4 separate regions of the Mus musculus genome follow, and all the other regions are linked to region 1. The links are chromatin loops, found by intact Hi-C in ENCODE. Cell type or tissue: heart. All regions are shown on one strand. Each heading gives the region's core, and the rest is flanking DNA. Links, peaks and the distances in the headings are about the cores only. Region 1 overlaps Epyc (epiphycan). Region 2 holds the start of Lum (lumican). Region 3 overlaps 4930473O22Rik (RIKEN cDNA 4930473O22 gene). Region 4 has its middle 30 kb from the start of Gm40746.

Evidence for each region. Hi-C counts contacts between places; a loop is a spot of excess contacts. Peaks named below come from ENCODE experiments on the same cell type or tissue, not always from the same donor. Only the 100,000 strongest peaks of a DNase experiment are listed, where the experiment ranks them.
Region 2: it touches region 1 in a loop (3-fold over the local background); 5 of 42 quality-filtered maps call a loop at or near these places.
Region 3: a loop joins it to region 1, with 2.6 times the contacts of the local background. A loop is called at or near these places in 2 of 42 quality-filtered maps.
Region 4: it touches region 1 in a loop (2.8-fold over the local background); 9 of 42 quality-filtered maps call a loop at or near these places.

What each region holds. Positions count from the first base shown.
Region 1 is chr10:97,667,139-97,672,449 of GRCm38, forward strand. It overlaps Epyc (epiphycan), which reads left to right. Exons shown (of 7, transcript NM_001379456.1): 3 at 3,360-3,534. Among named protein-coding and RNA genes, the nearest start is that of Epyc, 23 kb to the left of the region's middle. In heart, for the core only: a CTCF peak has its summit at 3,276 (motif pointing left); no DNase peak of the experiment used is centred there.
Region 2 is chr10:97,565,448-97,570,758 of GRCm38, forward strand. It overlaps Lum (lumican), which reads left to right and starts at 54. Exons shown (of 3, transcript NM_008524.2): 1 at 54-438; 2 at 2,777-3,659. The coding sequence starts at 2,798. In heart, for the core only: a CTCF peak has its summit at 2,468 (motif pointing right); a DNase peak (open chromatin) is centred at 304; H3K27ac peaks cover 263 bases.
Region 3 is chr10:97,587,141-97,592,451 of GRCm38, forward strand. 4930473O22Rik (RIKEN cDNA 4930473O22 gene) reads right to left here. Exons shown (of 3, transcript NR_045356.1): 3 at 3,844-4,783. Among named protein-coding and RNA genes, the nearest start is that of 4930473O22Rik, 7.1 kb to the right of the region's middle. In heart, for the core only: no CTCF peak of the experiment used is centred there; DNase peaks (open chromatin) are centred at 271 and 2,661.
Region 4 is chr10:96,148,209-96,153,519 of GRCm38, forward strand. No RefSeq gene overlaps it. Among named protein-coding and RNA genes, the nearest start is that of Gm40746, 30 kb to the right of the region's middle. In heart, for the core only: no CTCF peak of the experiment used is centred there; a DNase peak (open chromatin) is centred at 2,393.

The DNA.
Region 1 (5,311 bases), core at 248-5,247:
GCATTACATCTCTACCCCAGTTTTCCCCCACCTCCATTCCTTTCAGTACCTCTGTTCATATGAAAGTTGTATCTTTAGTTTTTCTTTCTTTCTTTCTTTTTTGGTAATGCTTTAAAAGAAAGATGTCGATATTGGAGGGACTCTATCCAGTAAAACAACCTAGGAGAAATGTGGTGTCTATTTCACAGAACATTCATTTTTCATATTATCCCCCCATAATTAAACCAAATAAATCACACAGTTTTACAAATATTAATGTAATTGCATGAATCAGTCAGATATGTTTTCTCAAGATAAACCTATACTGGGTCCAAATAATTTTAGCAAAAGATTATCATTTACAAAGCACAGCCTCCTTTTATAACAAGGTTCTTCTATATAGAAACAGTATTGCCAATGACCAGAATTGCAAATCTTAAATATTTTCTAAGATTATTCATATCAACATGAACAATTTGTATAAATCTCCACACTGTTTGATATAAAAAAATATGGAAATGCATCTAGCTTTTTGAGAAGTTTTCTTCAGGGAGCAGACACTTAGAAACTCCCATTAGTGTCTCATCGGTCGATTGCCCTGAGACAGCAGTGTCTGCTAAGGTGAACACCTAGCATCCAACCCAGTTGTGCAGGGTACTGACAGTGAATAACTCTTGCAATATCCTCATTTACCTGGGAGTTTCCTCTCCCCTCTCCCATGGCAATAGCTGCTGAGTTTTCCCAAACCCTTGATGTTGTGTCTTAGCTATGTCATTTCTGGAATCTCCTCTTTTGTAGAAGTAAAATATACTCCTAAACACAGTCTACCATGGCAAATATTGTAGTTCAAGGTTAGGAAACAAGGTGTTAGGGAGATACAAATTCCTGCAAAGGCAAAATTAAACAATTTAACAAAAACTGATATAGCTTGTGCTGCTGTCCAGCACTGGGTTATTATCTTCACATGCAGTGATTATGTTTTAGAATCTTTGTAAAGCTTGAGGGGACAGAATGCACAAATTATAAAGTAAAGTCACAGAAAGCAAATCTGAATTAATAAAGAGTTAAAGGAAAAAGAAAAGAGAGCGAATGTGAAATAATCAATAAATATTTACATCAAAGACTCAGTAGTACTTTCCTGAGAGTGATACCAATTATAGCGGAAGAGTATGTGGGAGGTTCTGCCCTTAGGTCCACAGTTAAGTTTCTGTAGCATAAGGAGACAAAGCCCATCATTCTGACAGGTGTTCACAATTCCCTGGCCTCGCTTTTTAAAAATGAATTGCTCTGACTTCATATTGCAGTTTGAAGATTGTTAGAAGAAGGGAAAAGATGAGAGCCCAAACAACTTTTATTTAGTCGTCAGAATAAATGTGTCTACTGTGCAGAGGATTCTCCAGGCGCAGCATAATGGGGTTAGAGTTGTGCAGTTTTGCTGAAATGAGGACTCACTGCCTTTCCTTGCCTTAAAGGTTGCTCTTTTGATTTGCAAGCAAGCATGAACAAAGCACCAAAAGCTGCTTGGCCTCATTACATCGGATGACAAAGGAGACCTTAGAGTTTTACATCAGATCAGTGGAAAAACAATTATCTGGGGGAAAAAAAAGATGTGCAAACATTTTCCTACAGTGTTAAAGATTCAAGGCAATGTGTCTGGAATGTGTTCCTCCCTTCAGGAGGCCCCTCCATTCCATGAAACATCTGTCTCAATTTCCGCTCTTCCTGGAGCCCACTTTTCGTCTCTGCAAAGTCATTCCACCGAAGCTGCCTCACTATGATCACACTGATGGGAACCGTGTGTCTTTCTGTAGATGCACCCCAGATTCTCAGCTGGAGATTTCTGGCCAGGATTTGAGCATCCCTGGATGCCTCCTGCAATATCAAGCAATCTACTCTTAGATTCATGTTTGAAAGCAGGCATCCACACATTCACAGTGTCTTTGCACAAAATCCTGATGGTTATGTGCATATATGAATTAAATGCACATGAATTAAATGCATCTTGGACAAGGATGTTTAAAGAATATATTCCATAAGTATTATAAGTTGCTTATTAGGCTTCAACCTAAAAGTACAAAGATAGAGGCATAATTCAGTTACTATCTAATAGGCCTGGTTATGAAATCAACATGTAGGGTACAAAGGGGCCAAATAGAGAACCTAGGAAAACATTCCTTAAATTTATATTATTTTTATTAGTAATTAAATGTACTCAAGTCTATCAAAAGTGTAAAAATATGTCTCTTTAAAAATCACATAGTTATTATAAGACAAGCAGTAAATAACTAATCTAATTTATATCTCTGTTTTTGAAATTTCCATCCAGATAATAAGTAACTTAGAAATAATTTGTGTCGTTTTGCTTTTGTAATGAGTGCAAATTAATGCAGATGGGTGCACATTGGTGTGATCAATCAAGAATGTGAGATTTCTGGTGATATCGTGGGAACAGCAGACAAGAGGAGTGGAGTCAGGGTGTTTCTGCTCCAAATGTTTTTATCAGATCTCCATCTGAGGCTTACAAGGTTATGGAGAAGAACACACTTATCAAGAAATAGCATAAGGGAAGGGAACTGAAAATAAGTGGTTTCTAAAGCTCTTATAAATAATAACTCATACCAGAAAAGATATAAGGCAAAAAGGGGGAAATTTGAGAAAGTATTCTGAAAAATGTCAGGTTTGTGTGTGTGTGTGTTTCCATTTTAAATGACTCCTATTGTCAGTGTTCTCAAAGATGACAATTTTAATATAATCAGATGTTGTTGCAATATTTAGTATCCATGTGGAAATATCTATAACAAAAGGCATCTACAATCTATTACATCGTTTTCACACCATTATATATTTTGCCAAAGTTGGAAGATTAATTTCCAAAAAAAGGCCATTGAGGGTACCACAAAACAGGAAGTAAAGATTTGATTTTCAGAAGTAAAAACCTAAAGGAAGGAAATATTAGTATCTCAATAGTTATCAACAAGGGATGATGAGAGTGAACTGGGCTCACGTGTGAATGGGAATCTTTTGAATTTTGTTTTGCATAAGTTTGATTAAAGTGAATCTAACAACTATGCTGTTATAAAGCTGTATCATTAAAAAAAATAAGAGTGAGATTTTTTTTAGACCTGCCATGTGAAAAGAAAAATGTATGAAGCTCAAAGAAATAGCAACAAACGGGGGGCATTGAAACCAGTTCCAAAGATTTGAGAAACAAATTTTGGAAAACAGTAATTGTATTTCTGAGAAACATCGATGGGGCGAGGCCCACTGTGTTGATTGTAAGAACAGTAGTGACATCTTGTGGCACAGATGGACACATTTTACATTTGTACTATGGGCATGGAGGGTGATTGAGGTTACCTTGAAATTCTGTTTGTTTCCAGAACGAGAAAGTGTCTGAGAGGCTTTCTGGGAACAGAGAGCTCCTGACCCCAGGCCCACAGCTAGGGGACAACCAGGATGAAGACAAGGATGAAGAATCTACTCCCAGGCTGATCGATGGCTCTTCCCCACAGGAGCCAGAATTCCCGGGGCTTCTGGGTCCACACACCAACGAAGGTCAAATAAGTTATTACTCAATTAGAACCAAATACACATTGTCGCCTCTCAAAACTATCTAGTTTTAAGTCATTCCTCAAGGAATCTGCCTTGCATTGCAAAAGAAGTCATGAACTCTAAGGGAGAAATTAAGGGTGTTGTATTGCTAAGTAGTCATGTTGGCCATCAGTCTTGTAAATATTTATGCTTTTATCCATAGGTTGTTGCTGTTTCCAACCCTGGTCTGAGAAGTGTCTTATTAGAGTCTACTTCTGAGAGTAGACTCATTTTGTACAGAATGCTAATCATAAACACGGGCGAGTGCTCAGCCACAGATGGGACATCTACACTAATGCTTACCCACCACACCAAAGGGCTCAGAAAAGATCTTGAAATAGGGAACTCAAAACCATAGGTCTAGAAGGATGGGAAGGATGTTGCACCCGTAAACTCACAACCATTCTAGTTACTAACACTAGATCAAGACAGTTAAAATTCCAGCATGGGTGACAGAACGATCTCCCAAAACCCCACATCTACTAGGGAGGGAGCAATTAGCTTCTCAGTCCCTCAAGGGATAAATTTGCAACTGTGTATACGTGGGTTGTACTAACTCAACTCAGTGGGTCAAAATAAATAACAATAAATGAGGGCATATGAAGCTAGGGGGCAGATGAGATGGAAGATACTGAGGGAGTTATAGAGAGTAAGGGGTGTGCATGATGAGGATAGATGTATAAGTCTATGAAACCTTCAAAGAAGAAACAAACTTAAACAATCTTGCCAATTTTCAACTCCACTCCAAAAGGGAAGTAAATAAGCCAAAGACAAAAAAGTCAAGAATGTTGGAATACACTTTGAGTCATGGAGTTACTCCTGCATTTTGTCCTCAGACATAAGATAAGATTTTTATTATAATGCATCTTTGTCCTGCTGGAAAGAATCAAATAACCAAGGACTCAGGATGGAATTACTTGCCTGGCATCATTACTTGAAATCATTCTGGGCCATGTATTTTCAGGGCCCAGCACTGGATGAACTGATGGAAAGTCATCCCCTGAGATCAGTGCAGTCCAGTGCAGACGTGTAAGACATAGGGGATGCTGATTAGAATAAGGGCAACATGTTGTGCTGATTGGGTATTGGCTGTCTGTGGGCCACCAGAACAGCACACTGCAGCCTTCTTTCACCCCTTATAGTCTTTCTAGGGTGTTAATAATACTTAATTTTGCCCTTCGATAAGGAAGTTTTAATTTGCCAAGGGTAGTGATTTGTGGTTGAAAACCAATTTATTAAGATTCTAGACTCTATTTGTAGGAAAATGTTGCTCCCCTTCCCTACATCTCTCCATCCCAGAAGATAAGTCTCTAGAACTTACTTATCCTATATAAACTTATCCTATATATTCTTATTTATACTTCAGTTCCCCTTCTATATTTCCCTGTGCCCTGGCAAACATTATCCAACTCCCTGTCTAAATTTTCAAGTATTACAATTGAATTGTAAAGTCTCATCCTTGCTATCCAGTCACTGACTGTGATTTATGTCAACTCTTGGCAAAACTACAAGCTTTGGAGTAGAAACCTCTTTGATAAACAAGAAAAAGAAATGCCAGTATACTCTAAATGTGTGCAAAATCATTGAAAAGAATGAGTATAGAGTGCAGACGCACATACAAACTATTAAGTTAGTTTCTTTAAGGAATACATCATGTTTTTTTCCCCATGTGGTTAAATTTCTATGTCATAGAAAGCCACAAACAGAACCAAGAAGACACATGGACAAGTTTATGAAGTGT
Region 2 (5,311 bases), core at 56-5,055, 100 kb before region 1:
GCAGATCACAGTTCACCGCCACCACACATGCAGAAGTTCAGAAGTTTGCAGCAGAAACCCTCTCACACCGAACTGCCTCATTTGTAGCAAGCTCGATTCTTAGGGGTTTAATCCAGTAAAGTACTTCTCTCTCTGTCTCTCTCTCTTCCCCCAACCCCGATTCCAGAGTGGAAGGGTCTGTTTTGTCCACCTGCACTTCGTTAGAGAGAAGCTTGCTCAGAGGCAACACCACAAGAGCCCACAGTGACATAACTTCATCCAGAGGCTGGCGTGATTGGGCTGGTCCCCCCCCCCCACCCCCCACGCTCCTCAGCTCTTGTATCACTGAGACTCTGGCAGCCAGTCCCACCCTGACAGAGTTCACAGCATATGTTAGTGGATTCTTGTTCACAGTGTGCCTGTTTAAGAAATTAACGGAAACAGTGTCAAGAGAGTAAGGTAAGTGCTTTTTTTTTTTTTTTTTTTCTTACTATACCCCAGGGGATGCTGAGTCTTGGGGACAGTGTTTAATTTTAACAGGAACAGGAAAAAAAAAGATCTAGAGGAATTTTGCCAATTTGCTATTCAATGACAGTTTTGAACATTTATTTTCACATTTTACCTATTATACTTTCCATCACTATTGGATTAATTTCACTCTGTATGCCAGACTGATTGGCAAGGGAAATTTAAAACGTTCCAAGGTTGCAATGAAAAAAAAAAAAAAAGTTAGACACTCAAAAACGTACAGAAATTAAAATGTTATCTATGCTAATTAGCTACATATTGTTATAATGTTGAAATCTAGTATTGAGACAGAAAAAGGCCACTACCACCAGCAGCAGTCAAGGGGTTTTGCAATAAAATATGTTGTTACAGGTCGCAATAAACATTCTGGGTTATAAAATGTTAGCAGGAGGACTCAGTTACTTGTGTGGATCACTTCTCCGTGTTTTGCTCATTTTAAAGATCTGTGGTTTTGGATATACACCTTAAGGTACATGTTTTTAAAAGTTTCTGGGAAACAATTTACATTTTTGCAGAAAAGCATTTCTTTCATGACCAGAGGTATTTAAAAAAGTAGGGGCCGAATGTATGACTTACCCTCACAGAGGAGGCATTGTATGTTCACAAGGTTGCTTTGATTTCAGACTGTTAAGTTTTACTTTGCCAAAACTGTGGAATAAATTTTTGTTAGTATGCATATTCCATTTAAAAAGTCAAAACTTAAATGAATCAACAGATTCATTTATGTGATTATGTACTGTTACTGTGTTCCTAGTGCTAGGCAGGGCAAATCCTAACTATTCAATTAAAAATTCCCATCAGAATCATGGGCAAGGGCATAATTTATTAGCATTGTGACTGTATCTGAGGTTAGAATTTCAAGTGTATCTTTCATAAAATCTTTTTCAATGTTTCTTTTCCTGAAGTCTGTCATGATTCTAAGCTAAAGCAAAGCATATATATTTAAAATGCATGGTCTCCCAACTTCTACTTCCTCCAAATTACCTGATGCAAATGCTTGTCTCATATTATTTGCATGAAATATCATGCAATGCAGGGTGTAATTGAATGTGGATTCTCTTCATGTTGTTTCACTCACAGGAACATGGGCTTTCTTACAATGCATTCTGTGATTCCCAACTCTTAAGTTCTAGCCTTCTTTTATGCAAATGGCTAGCTTTTCTCTGAATTTCGAATCATTGTTGAATCTCATCTTAGAAATATGTTATGTGAAAATAACTACCAGGAAATTTTTTGAACTTACACTCTCAGCACACATTTCATGAAGCCAACATCACTATTATTTTATTTTTGTTTTGTCTTTTATTCCCTGCCTTCTCCTGCCTCCACTTTCTGAAGGCACTAAAATCTGCATTAGCAAATCATGTTACCTTACAGTTGGCACAAAGAAGATGAACTCATGATTTAAAATGGAGAAGGACTTAGCTTTTAAAGTTGGAGAGAAGGTTATTTTCGTATAATTGGTATCCTTTTTGGTTTGGATATAAAAGCCAACACTGTCTGACGTTTCCCTGTTGGGTAAATATTTGTTCTTCTAAAATTAATTTACTAAATACTAGCTTCAGATACAGCTTCCAATGGATTTTAAAGCAGGGGATGTTAAGCTGCAAATAATGTAAACATCCATCTAAGAATTCAACCCCCTTTCCCCAGAATCCACAACAATAACAAGGCCCCTTGAAAGGAATGCGCTTATTGCCTCTTCTACCTCACAAGCAGCAAGAGCAGTTTGCCTCAGGGCAAAACCACAGATTGCCCCTGCACCCACTTAGGATCTCTCTAATGAGACATTTTAATGATGTTGATGGCAGAATATACGGAGGAATTTCCTGTTGTCTTCTAAGTGTCCTTTCTTCTGGATTAGGGGATATTCTTAAATAGGGTTTCTCACATTGTGTGAGATGGTGCCACCAGGAAATACCCTGACTGATATATCGATTAAGGAAGTATCAGAAGACAGGGCCTAAAAATTTGGAAGCCAGACCACAAGGGGGCGCATGCGTACACACCTGAAACCTGTTTCCACCCAAAGGTGTGAACAACACGCCCCCCCCCCCCCCCACACACACACACCCTCCCCTTCCCGGCAGCCTTCTCCTTATACTTAAATAGAAAGTTTCAAAGGGCAGTGAAGACACTATTTTGGAGGCACTGAAAATGAAATGAAAAAAAAAAAACGCACTTTGTTAATGAATTTAATGAAAATTGAACTTTTTTTCCCCTTGAAATTATATTATGCTGTAATGATTCGTTTTTCCACTTTATGTAGGTCACAGAGGACTTGCTGAAAATGAATGTATGTGCGTTCTCTCTTGCCTTGGCATTAGTCGGTAGTGTCAGTGGCCAATACTACGATTATGACATCCCTCTCTTCATGTATGGGCAAATATCACCCAACTGTGCACCAGAATGTAACTGCCCCCACAGCTACCCAACTGCCATGTACTGTGATGACCTCAAGTTGAAGAGTGTGCCAATGGTTCCTCCTGGCATCAAGTACCTTTACCTGAGGAATAACCAAATCGACCATATTGATGAGAAGGCCTTTGAGAACGTCACAGACCTGCAGTGGCTCATTCTTGACCACAACCTTCTAGAAAACTCCAAGATCAAAGGAAAGGTTTTCTCTAAGCTGAAACAACTGAAGAAACTGCATATAAACTACAACAACCTGACCGAGTCCGTCGGTCCACTTCCAAAGTCCCTGCAAGACCTACAGCTGACCAATAATAAAATCAGCAAGCTCGGCTCCTTCGACGGGCTGGTCAACTTGACCTTCATTTATCTTCAACACAACCAGCTCAAAGAGGATGCTGTCTCGGCTTCTCTGAAAGGTCTCAAATCACTAGAGTACCTGGATTTGAGCTTCAATCAGATGAGCAAGCTGCCTGCTGGTCTACCTACATCTCTTCTAACTCTCTACCTAGACAATAATAAGATCAGCAACATTCCGGATGAGTACTTCAAGCGCTTCACTGGGCTGCAATACCTGCGTTTATCTCACAATGAACTGGCTGATAGTGGGGTACCTGGAAACTCGTTTAATATATCATCCTTGCTCGAGCTTGATCTCTCCTATAATAAGCTTAAGAGTATACCAACAGTTAATGAAAATCTTGAAAATTATTACCTGGAGGTCAATGAACTTGAAAGTAAGTATAAAGATGCCCCCCCCCCCGTGTTAGAATTATTTAAAGTATACATTAAACTTTACTTATATACTTAAAGTTTGTATCAAACACTTTGAGAGTTAAAATACTTAGGTTTCACAATGTAATAAGAACGAATTAAAAGAACAACAAAATCCAAACATGGAATTCTATCTCAGTCATACACGGAATTGTTCCTAGCCTTTCCTTAGAGTGTCGAGACCAAGAGCTACTAAAGCCATAAAATTGTTCATTTAATCTATTAGTATTATTTGAGGCTAACTGACAGTGATGTCTCTCTTAATATTTTTCAGTTATTGCTTAGTTTGTTCCTTGCGTAGAATTGTGTGCTGCCTTTTACTAAGTGGCATGATCCAGTAGAGGAAAGGAAGAAAACCTTCAGAAGGCATGCGTGCAGTAAGAACAGGCTACCAAGCATCCTACCACTTGCCTGACTCAGAGCAAACACATATGGCCCTATCTTCCCTAACATCTGGAGGTTCACTATATGACCCTATTAACATGGCCAGCACCACCACTCTTTTTCTGACACAGTGTATGTGGTCCTCAAACAAATTCATGAGGAAAGGTGTTGAAAAAGGTTTTAAGTATCTATTTATTTAAAAGATATCCTTATAGAGCCCTTAGCTTTTGTACAGCCCTTCACTTCACCCACGTCACACATGGTTCTTTTCATGTGCTGATGTATTTTATTTTGATTTATCTCCATGATGGATCTGGACTTGATCTGCTCTTTGAAGGCTTCCATCCTCTTCAGCTTCAGTTCAGAAGATATGAAAACAGGCAGGAAATGACACCATTCAATCACAACCTTACCATTTAATAGAGTTTAGCACAGAAATGTGTCAGTTCACCAATGTGTGAAAATTTCAGGTGGAAAACATAATTTTACATATAAAGCAGTCATTGTCTATTCAAATTGAACTTGTTTATCTAATGAAAAGTTCACCTCCCTTGCCAAGATAAAAATATTGCTATCAGAAAAAAATGAAGTAGGACATTGTGACAACATTGAAATGTTTCTTTAATTTCATGTATCTCCTAGGTTACACATTTTCATGAAGGAGAATGTGATTGCCTATATAAACACCATTTTTTCAATTTCATTTTGAAATGGATTTTTAAATCCATGAAAGCAAGGTTTGGGACAGTTTGACTGTTACAAGTCACAGAGTTCAGACTAGCACAATTCTACTGGCACAACTGTTTATAGTGTAAAGTTTAATATGTGATAGTTCATATTCTTTAATTTTTCTAAGTAATGATTTCATTTATTATTTGCAATTATCTCAGCCTAAATCAGGTTCTCAACATTGAACATTACATGTAAAAATGAACTTAAGGTCATGTAAAGGCGCAACATTTTGTACCTATGGAAAACTGGTTCTCAAACTCTTTTGGATCCCAAACTCTACTGATGTTCAAGTCCTGTATATAGATGCTATAATAGTTCCATATGTCCGTATGTATGTCATCTCCTGTACACGAAATCTTCTATAGACAAATTATGCTGTTCAGCAAAATTGAGATGATGCTATCTACAAAGTTATATGCTATTATGTTCAGGGACAAAAGCAATAAAAATGTTTACAGTACTTATATATGCAAATTTAAAAACTATTTTTAACCCGTGG
Region 3 (5,311 bases), core at 104-5,103, 80 kb before region 1:
GAAGTTTCCTTTTTCTCTGTCCAGGGAAAAAAAGCTCATGCAAACAAAGGAATGAGCAATAGTGATTAATGGTAACAACTAATTAGTACTTTTTGCAGTTTTATTTACACAGATGCAATGCCTAGAAACCCGGATCCTGTTGCGGTTGACATTTTGTCTATATTCTTCAGCATGCACAGTGCAAGAGTCGTTTAGAAGTGGACTGTTATGATAAATTCCATCTGGTAAAAAACGGCAAGGGTGGGGGAACAACACAAGTTTTTTGTTACAATCTCATATCGGCATTGCTGCCAACTGGCAACAGTATTAACTCAGGATTTCAACACTCTTTCCCCTTTTATAGGCCAGGGAAAGTCCTAAAGAACAATATGGCTGCTTTTCAAAGGTGAAAAACTTTCTCCCCACCAAGAGCTCCAGAATATCTTTTCTAGGCAGTTATAATATCCCAGAATGTCTCTGAATATTGTTGTCTTGGAATCTGCTCACCAAAGAAGTAAAGAGAAAAAGAAAAATGCTTATGAGGGAGAAATTTAATAATAATATTAAGCAAGTCAGTACAAAGTTGCTTTGGACGGCTCTGAGTCAGCTCACACTGGAGCCCTGATGGAAGGGCAGATGGCTAAGTCTCCTCTTTAATTTACTAAATGAGACTCCCAAAATCAGGGATTAATGATATGGAATTTGATGAGCTCACTGGAGGCGTCCAGATTTTACCTTTTCACTGAGGTAAAAGGTAAAAGATTTATAGGATTGGAAGAGAAAGCAGAGTACTCAGGGCCTTAAACAGATGAAAGTTTCCTGCTCCAAAAGTGCAAGATCCAGTTGCTATGGTTGAGCTTCATGTGAGCTCTTGTGTTAGTTAGAAATGTTTTGATGGTGAGTTCTTCCATGGTAATAGATTTCTACTTTTCCTAGCTTTCAAGTTTAAACAGAAGGCTTTTCTGATGGCTTAAAGGGAGGTGTTGAAATGCCCTTAATTTGGGAACTATTGACCTAGACCATCTTGGTGTGATGTAGGTAGATACTGATTCTCTGGAAGCTCAGGTCAGGTCTTTCCTCTTAGGACTCTGAGGACAGTGAGGAATAGATGTGAAACTTAGTATTTACTTGGTTCTATTTTTAATGCATATGGTTTTTAAGCACCCAAACAAAGTATCTGATAATACTGCATGTCTTAAAATGAAAAAAGCAAAAACAAATTTTCCCCTTTATTCCTCAGGACCAACACTGTTCTAAGACATCATTCATATATGAAGATAATATGCATATTCAGATGTAGAATTTAAGGACAGCTTTTGAAGGAGGGAAGACCATGCTGATGAGGATGGGGTGAACAGAACTGAGTGGGTGGTGAACTAGCTAGATTTGTTTAGTTTTGTAGTTACACATTGTGCACTCTTGCTGACGGTCTAATTCTGTCTGTACTGTCATCCCAGATTGGCATTGTGGAAAACCTGTATAAAGCCATTATAGGAAGAATTGATCCTCATGCTTGTTCTTTCCATTATTTGTTTTTTGGCAGAATTCTTTGAAAATATGCTCAGCCAAAGTTCCCATGGACTTTTGTTCTTTGAAGGAAAATCGGTGTGAAAGGTGTTAGCACTGTAGCTAGCTCACTAGGCTGTCTTCTGTTGCAGCCGTGGCTCTCAGCTGATGTTTGCTATTGGTAGAATCACACTTTGAGTTGTAACTCTTCCTTGATAGTGTTAGTGATCTCCCCAGAATATGTCACTTGTTTAAACTGTCCCATAAGTTTGCATGAACCAGGAGTGCAGGAAGGGGGAGTCCTTTTCACTTTTCATGCAGTTCTGAAGTGAAACCCTGCACTTCAGTGAATGACCCCAGTCTCGCAGCAAAGCTTTCCTCTTGTTGAAGAAAGGAGAGCTGACCCTTACCCTCTGCATTCTCACAGTCCACTCTTGATTGCTCTCCCAGTGCAATCACCTGGAGCCTCTTCCCTGTGTGAACTTTGAACATGCCAACCCCAAAGTGCTGTTATATTTTGTCAAAGGCTTTCTCAGCACCTAATGAGATGATCACATGGTTTTTGTCCTTTGAGTTTGTTTGTGTAGTGGATTCCATTGATGGATTTCCATATATTGAACCATCCCTGCCTCCCTGGGATGAAGCCTACTTGATCATGGTGAATGATGGTTTTGATGTGTTCTTAGATTCGGTTTGCAAGAATTTTATTGAGTATCGAGCATCCATATTCATGAGAGAAATTGCTCTGAAGCTCTGTGTGTCTTTGTTGGGTCTTTGTGTGGTTTAGGTATCAGAGTAACTGCGGCATCATAGAATGTATTGGACAGCGTTCCTTCTGTTTCTATTTTATGAACTAGGTTTTGGTAGTTTCTGAGAGGAGTTTTGTTCTCATTAGTACTATATAGTTGCTAAATAGTGACTATGAGAATTTGACACAGCAGTGTTTGACATAAACTATGCTTAGGGAGTAACACCTCCCTAAAGGCAACACTGTTTTAGAGAAATATTTGTGAAAATTCAAGTCCTGTAGAAGAGTTCTTTGTTGTAGTTGAGACATCGAGTTAAAATGAGGTCACTTTGGATAACGCAAGCAGCAGAACTCCCACGGTCTTGGACTATGGGAGCCACAGGACTTGTGCTGTCAGCACTCTGAAGGTTGAGAAGCAGCCAGTGGCTGAACTCGAGTGGGTGGGTTAAACTCATGAGAGTTGTGTTCTTTATCAGCTACCCAGCCGTCAGTGCGCACAAAAGTGGACCCTTCTCATGACTTACCACAACAGTAATAGGGAAGAATAACACCCTTAAGTGTGCCTTTGGCTCTGTGAACTGATTTCAGTTTAGATGCTAATATGTGCTCACTCCTACTTTGAAAGTGCACAGCTCTGTTCTGGAGATCATCTGACAGGTCTTCACTTTGTACATACACTGAGGGGTTTTCTTTGAAGTTTCCAGCAGGCGTGCCAGAGATGGGCCAGGCATACAGCAGTCCCTTTCCCAAACCTGAGATCTGGAACAAATCCTCTAGTGACAATGCTGATACAGTGACTACTACAAATGTAAAGTAAATGCCATCTGTAGTCCTAGGTTTATGGAGTGCACCTATGTGTTAATGTGTAGGGAAGGGACAGTGGTTTGATGGTTATGGGGAGTGTGTCAGTGATGTATATGCAAGGATGAATATTGTCCAATTACAGCTTTCCTCTAGGGGTGAAACATGGGATGAGTAGCATTACCAGAGAAAATGAAGGCATGAAGATGCAGGCCTGCTAAGTGAGGACACAGGCAGGTTTTGCACGTAATTCCTATCAGGTATTGTAAAATGTGTACATGGCTTTTGTTGTTGTTGCTTGGTAATCGGTAGAGGAGAAGAGATGAGGGTACCCCTCTCTGCAAGCTGTCCTAACCAGACTTTTCAGACGTACAAAGCTGGGGAATAAAATCAGGCCTTAACCTATTGGCAGAGGAGCTACATAGTTGTAGTCTAGTAACTAACCCTGGTTTATTGAGAGTCAGTGATGTCATTCTATTGTGCACTCTTGTCAAGCCATTTATATGACTTTCATAAGCTTAGTCACTTTGCTGACTGCCCTGGGGCCTATCAGTGACTTATACATTGCAGGATGTCTTCTATTTGAGTTCCACATGTAGAATCTCTTCCGATTTTGTGGCAATTGGCAGTTCTAATGGCTCAGCTAGTTTGAAACTACCAACTTTGCTGTGTAAAAGGAGAAATGGTGTCCTGTTTAGTAAATGTTTGGGAGAAAAAAAAAAAAGAGAATCTCTGAGGTAAAGGTATTCCAAGGACACAGAAACTCAAAAGGGAATGTTCATAAAAGAAAAGTGCCTCTTTTAATCAGTAAGGTTATCTGATTGGATTGATTTATTTATAAATGACACTCCTCACAATCTGAGTTTAAGTGGCTTCTTCTTTGTTCTGAAAACTTAGGACAAAACTTAACGTGTATGTTTAAAAATACTGTTGGACACTCTCCCCAAATTTATAGAATCCATATGTTAAAAGTAATGTGATTCATTTCACATTAAACTCGAAAAGCCAAACAATTCACATATTCTTAAATAAAGTTTATAGTGGTGAACTGGAGTCTAGAAGTAAGGAGGGAGAGGGAGTTTGCAAGTGAGAGCCAGCAGACTAAAGCCTTTCTCAGCAGAGGAACAGGAATGTAACAGTAAAAATATTTACAGTCTTTTGGCTGGAATTATTTAAAACGAATTTGGTAGCTTGGGAAAAACCTGTGAAGCACATAGAAGGTCAAGTTCTTTCTAGATCTCTGACACTTAAAGTAAAACCCATGATTCTCTGCACAAGGGGAAAATGAATATTTGGTGGCACGAACTCCTTCCAGTTCACCTTGGATTCTGCAAGAGTAGTTTTGCTTTACAAGAATTCTTTTCTATAAATGTGTAGGCTTGGTAAATTTCCCTGCTGTCATCCCCTCTTCTCTACCTTAATTCTCTTCATTGAAATTGCAACATAGATATTAAGAATAACTTTGATTATAGTGGTAAACACGCGGGAGTGAAAAATCATGTCATTTCTGTAAAGATCTCTCTATAAACTAATTGTCTAAGGTCCCTACAAAATTTCAGCCAAATATGGAAAAAATACAAAACAAAAATAATACTAGTTTGAGTTGTTAAGAGCAGGAAAAATACTTTTGAAAAGCCAGGCTGTCATTTTTTTTTCCGTAGAGTGTCCAGTTTCCTATGCAGAGGCTACTTCAAAGGCTTGTGCAGCTATTTGCTTCAGTGCTCTCACGTGGCATGAGTGGTCAGGTTTCTGTCCAGAAAGAATTGGAATGTGTAAGCTTATAGTAAACTTGACTTGGTATTAGTTCTATCTTGATACTTTAGAAGGATAAAACCATTTAGCACATTCTCGTCTACTCATATCCATAAAGCCTGAAGTAGTAAGACTGAGAATAAGACCCTCAGAATCAATAGGTCCTATCTACCTGAGACTGTAGATACAGTCTATGGAAACTCTTCAGTATGAACATCATATATAACAATACCCTGTGATTTGTGCTGAATTTCCAGAAATGTTTTAATTGTGAAATATTTCAAGGTTAAAAAAGTTAAGTACTGGGAATAGAGAGATGGCTTAGCACATAAAAACGTATACTACTCTTGCAAAGGACCTGAATTTGATTTCCAAAATCCATATTGGGTGGCTCATAATGGGGCACATGATGGTTTTTAACCCCAACTCCAGAGAATCTATCACCCTTTTCGGGCCTCTGCAGGCACTGCACTAAAGTGGATAAACACACACACACACACACACACACACACACACACACACACA
Region 4 (5,311 bases), core at 95-5,094, 1.5 Mb before region 1:
AATGAAAACAAGCTGCAAATGTGATTCAGTGCTTGCCAGGGGCCTGAGTAAAAATGACAGTTTGATCAGCTCCGCGATGATCACTGCCTGAGGGGAAATCATTCTTGTCCCCTGGAGGCCGGGAGTGGGAGAACACGATTTTTTATAGCCTCTTCCCCCCCCACCCCCCGTGAAAGAAATTTCTTTGAAGGGACCGTACTTATTTTCTCCATGCCTCCCTGAGCAACTTGGCAGCCTGCCCAAACCCGCAGCATTAGAAGGTCAGAGATTTGGTTTCTAGATTTGTCTCCCTTTCTGAGAGTCCTGCCTCCCTGCAATTAAAAGATGAGTTATAACCGTGGCGTTTCTGAGGGTTGGGGTGGTGGTGGGAAGCCCTAAGTCTGACAGGGAGTAATTCAATAGTTCTGTCCACACCAGGATCCTCTGGTCCAGAGTAAGCCACTTGGTCTCTCTCAAACCCAGCTTTTCAGTGCAGAGCGAAGGGATACTGATGCCTACTTCAAAGGGTATTTGAGAAGAAGAGTCAGCTGAGCTTTGCCCAGCAGAGCCCATGTTCCATAACTGGTTCCCTCTGATGCCATTCTTCCTTCTCCCGGAATTGACTTGAGAATCACTAAATATTATGAACACTTGAAAAATTCTTTTGTGTGTGTGTGTGTGTGTGTGTGTGTGTGTGTGTGTAGGCGTGTGAATATACCAGAGGTCCAAGAAGAGCCGTGACCCAGCCTGCTAATTTAAGAAAACAAACAGAGAAGAACTGAATTTTCTTACTAATAATTTCTCCCCTTTAAAGTTTTTGGTGTTTCTAAGTTAATTCCTGCCTTATCAATATGCTAAGGATGGCTTCATAACCTCTACTCTTTCTACCCTACATAGATGGGTATATAAAAGTTAAAAGTGTATGTGCTTATAATTTCCAAGTGAGTAGGGCCTCGCCACACTCATGCAAGTTAAAGAGGGACATGAAATTATAGAATTCATTGTCAAGAGTCAAGAATGAGCCATGCTGTATCTCTCACCCTCGTTGTCTTTATACTGAGATTGTGGGACCTCCACTTAACTGACCTTAACTGCTATCAGAGATTTCTCCATGTAGATTCTCAGAAGGTGGTGTATTTTGATTCTTCTGCCAAACTTCTCAGTTCAGAAATATAGTAACTCAGATTATAAGTTCTGCGGCTCCTGAGAAATTTCTCTCCGCCTCTCTAAGTCATTCGAAGCAGATTCATCTGTTTGAGGTCACGAGAAACGTAGAACATCTTCACAAGCCATTTCAAGTGTGGTGGCTTCTGGGACAAAGTCACAGGCATACTGAAACGTCTTCACTGTCCTGGGCTCTCTCCAACACAGTCACCAGAGGGATGAGATTTTTTGGATAGTAATTTCTCTGTTTATTTTTTTTTTCTTTGTGAAAGAAAATATTCCTGTAGTTCAAGGAATCTAAAATTAGAAATTCTGTACATGTCTCATTATGGCTCGGGGGACAAAGAGGCTAAAACAATGGATGTTTAAAAATAAAAATTGCTTTGTTTGCTCAGGCGGTTTCAGAAATTTAGCTTCACTAGGCAATAGAAAGGGGGGTTATAATTATAGGATTGTAGTGGACTAGCCTGTTGAGATAACCCACACACATTGTATCAACTGGCTACAAAAATATGTCCCTGAGTTCTCAACTGTTAATTTCTGTGTCAGGGGTGCCAGGATAGAGGGATATGGAAATGTTTGTCCTTCCTCACCTGCCCAAAGCGGTAAACAACCTGTGAAGGTCATGTAGCCCCCAACACTAACTAGATGAGTAAGAAGTATGGTGTTTTTTGCATAATAAAGAGCTGGCAGCTGGGGCCGAGGCAGAAGGATGAAGAGAAAGAGAGAGGAAGAGACAGAAGGGAGACATCAATGAGAGCCATCGGGTGGAATGCAAGAGAAGTCAGCTTATGTTAGATGGGCTAGCTGAGAGACTGCCCCAGCAAACAGATTAACACCCTTCTACTATACAGATGTCTCCATGCCTGTATTGTTAAAACCTCAAAGCCCCACATTACTAGCAAAAGTATATCTAGCCTTGGGCACCTTAAATGTTAAAAAGGTGAGTAGATTTACACAGAGAAAGAGTGGGTGTTTGCTTCTGTTTCAGACACTTCAATTTACTAATCCATGGATATTAACTTAGAGAAGTTTCAACAGCAATATCCATCTAGAGGTGACCACAGCTTGGCTGGTCGGACTTTCTGCTGTGAACATCTGTTTTATATCTCCTCCAACACATTTTTTGTCTTTAAAGATTTGAAACTTGGGATAGTAGTAACCCCAAGGGCAGCCCCTCAAGGCTGTTGTTTGCGCTCTGTGAAATACTATTGCACAAGCTTCCCCCCTGGGACTAGTGAAGGGACATTTATAGCAGTGTGACACCAGCGTACCCTGTCTTCTTACATTATCTACATAGCATCTGCATTGAGCAGTAGTGTGAAGGCGAATCTGCTGATTTCCTTTCCTGGAGTATGTGGTGAGTGAGGGGAGCCCTCAGTGAGTGTGTGAGCAGTGGACTAAGTCCCCGAGTGAGTGTGCATTTTTGACAGGGGCAGAGCACGGCAGGAATGCCAATGCCTCTGACCCACGCAAGTCCCAAAGCCTACCTAGGGCGAGGCTCAGGGATCTGGCAAAGCTGTCCTATAATGCAAGTCCAAGTGTTTGCCAACGATTGACTACTCGGTTCAGAAACTATTAACCACAGTTTCCTCCTCTGAGATGACTACAGCCTGAGATGGGGTTCTCCACAGAGACCTCCTACAAGATTAGCTAAACATTCCTCCCTATTCATCGCTGTACCGTAAACCTACCTTCTTGTCCAGCTGTACATGATCACTACACCCTCCATTCAGGTGTCTAAAATAAACATACTGACATTACAGGTTGCTTTTGGCATCCCTCATCAGAGCAAGAACAGCCCACATGATCCCAGCACTTCTGTACGTGCATCTGTCCTTTCTTCATTCTGTCCTCACCTTAGTTAGGTCAATCCCCAATGTCACTCAGAGCATGAGAGGAGGACTTACTCGGATAAGGCACAAAGCACTTCTGCCGTATCATAGCTTTGACTCCTAGAGTTGGCATTTCTACTCAGTTTTTAAGGGAAGCAACCAAGGTTCAGAAAGTTTACAGCATACAACCAGTATGTGTGCTGGGACACACAGCTTTATCCAGATGGTTGAGGTGGACTGTTTCTTCTCAGTGGCCACTTGTGGACACAGTGTAACACACATGAAGGTCCCGGAAGGACTGCTTATCACACTGTGGACTAAGATGGGCACCATGACCTTTGCTACTGTTCAGGTGTTCAGTCTTCTTGGCTTTGCTCTTTGAGATCTTCCTCCAGAGGGTCGAGAGCTGATGGTGGTTGAGGACTCTAGACATATCTAGGTTGTTTTCAGGCACTGTGGTTGATCTGCTGGTGTGATTCTTGTCTGTTGGCGTGTGGGGTACTCATTTTCATCTTGCTGTGACTAGTCTTGTGCCTGTAACAAAGTCAGCACTGGATGAGTAGTCTGATAGCCTGGGAGCTTTTGTGATCCATCTATGCCTACCTTACAATTAGAGTATCCTTAGCAGTGGACATCAATAATGGCAGAAAACCAACATGGGGGATGAAGGCTACTATTCAACAAGAGTGATGAACTCAGCTAAACAGACTGGTATTATTTGCTTGCAAACAAGTTGCATTCATAGATTTGACCTTCCTAATTGTCTTTTTCCAGGCTGGATTTCGACCTTTAGATGTGCTATCACAAATGGATGTTTTCAATCTGGTTGAGCCGCTCAGCTGAGAGTCCAGTTCTGGCAGAAACCTCTATTCTAATCTTTATAGAGATAGGGTTTTTTTTTGGAAATCACTTGAGTTTTTATTGCATTTCTGTACTTATTTGATAAAATTCATGGAATGGAAAATGAAAGCCCAAGAGTGCTGATTTTAATGATAAGTGATTTGGGCTCATAAACTTAATTCAATTAAAAAAAAAAGATGGAAATAATCAAGATGCCAAAAATGAGGACATTTTAGCCTTAATTGGACATACTGACTTTAAGCCAGTCAACTGTGATTTCATTGTTGAAGCAAAGAACACAATTTCAGAACATGTGTAAATTTGTAGGGAGAGGTTATTTTCTAAATGGAATATAAATTTTATCATTCTTGGGCTACACTCGATACGGAGATCTGCTTAGGTATATGCAGTAATGATGTACAATCTTTAAAATTTGATTTTTGTATGTGTGTGTGTGTATGTGTGTGTGTGTGATACTTTAGGTAGAGCATTGTAGATTTTCGTGTTTTCTTAATTCTCCAATAATTCTTCAGTGTAGGCAGTCCTTATCATCATAGGAAAGCCACAGGTTTACGAAGTGGCAAAGCTATGTGTATTAGCAGGCTAGGACTATTAGGGCAAAGAACGACAGCTGAGATGCTTAAGTGACAAAGTTAATTTTCCCCAAAAGTACAGAGGCTTCAAGTCCAAGATCAAGTTAGCAAAATTTTCACGGCCTTTCCCCTTGGCCTGCAGACAGTGGCCTTCTCCCTGTCTACATGGCACGATGTCTTCATCTGAAAACACTGGTACTGTGGGGCTAACTAGTACCAGATGATGTCATTTTGTCTTAGTTTCCTTTGCTCCTCCCCTTTCTTCATGGTTATGTGTGGAGGGGGCACACACATCATAGTAAACACATGGAGGTTAGAGGACAAAGTGGTTGATTTTCCTTCCACTGTGCGTATACAGGGGATAGAACTTAGGTCACCAGACTTGCCTGGAAGAGTCCTTATCCACTGAGCCATCTCTCTGGATCCTGCTGCTGTTATCTTTAAAGGACCCCTTTCCCAATGCAGTCATTGCCTTGGGCTCTAAGGGTTCAGACTTCAAATTCTAAAGTTCAGGGGTATAAAATTTAAGGCATAGCATTGTGATATGACCCAAACTTAGTGATTGAAACTATTTTGAAGAAGTGATGGGACGGCATGCAGATGCTAAAGAAGAGAGTCCTAGTTGGGAGACTGAGGTCGGCACAGGTGGCTCAGAGCACCGGGAAGAGAATTAGTCCAGAGGATGCTTCTTCCTTTGAGACAATGCTCTGTTTTCTCCACCATGGACAGAGCACACCAGAATCAAACCAAACTCGAAATCTTGCAGCACTAAACAATAGGACTCTAGTCTAATGTTAGGAAACTAGGCCAGGCACATAGCACTGCCTATGGCAAACTGTATAGAGACTGCTTTGAGGTAAAATGGTGAAGGCGGCTGGAGAGCTTTAATCACCCTAATCA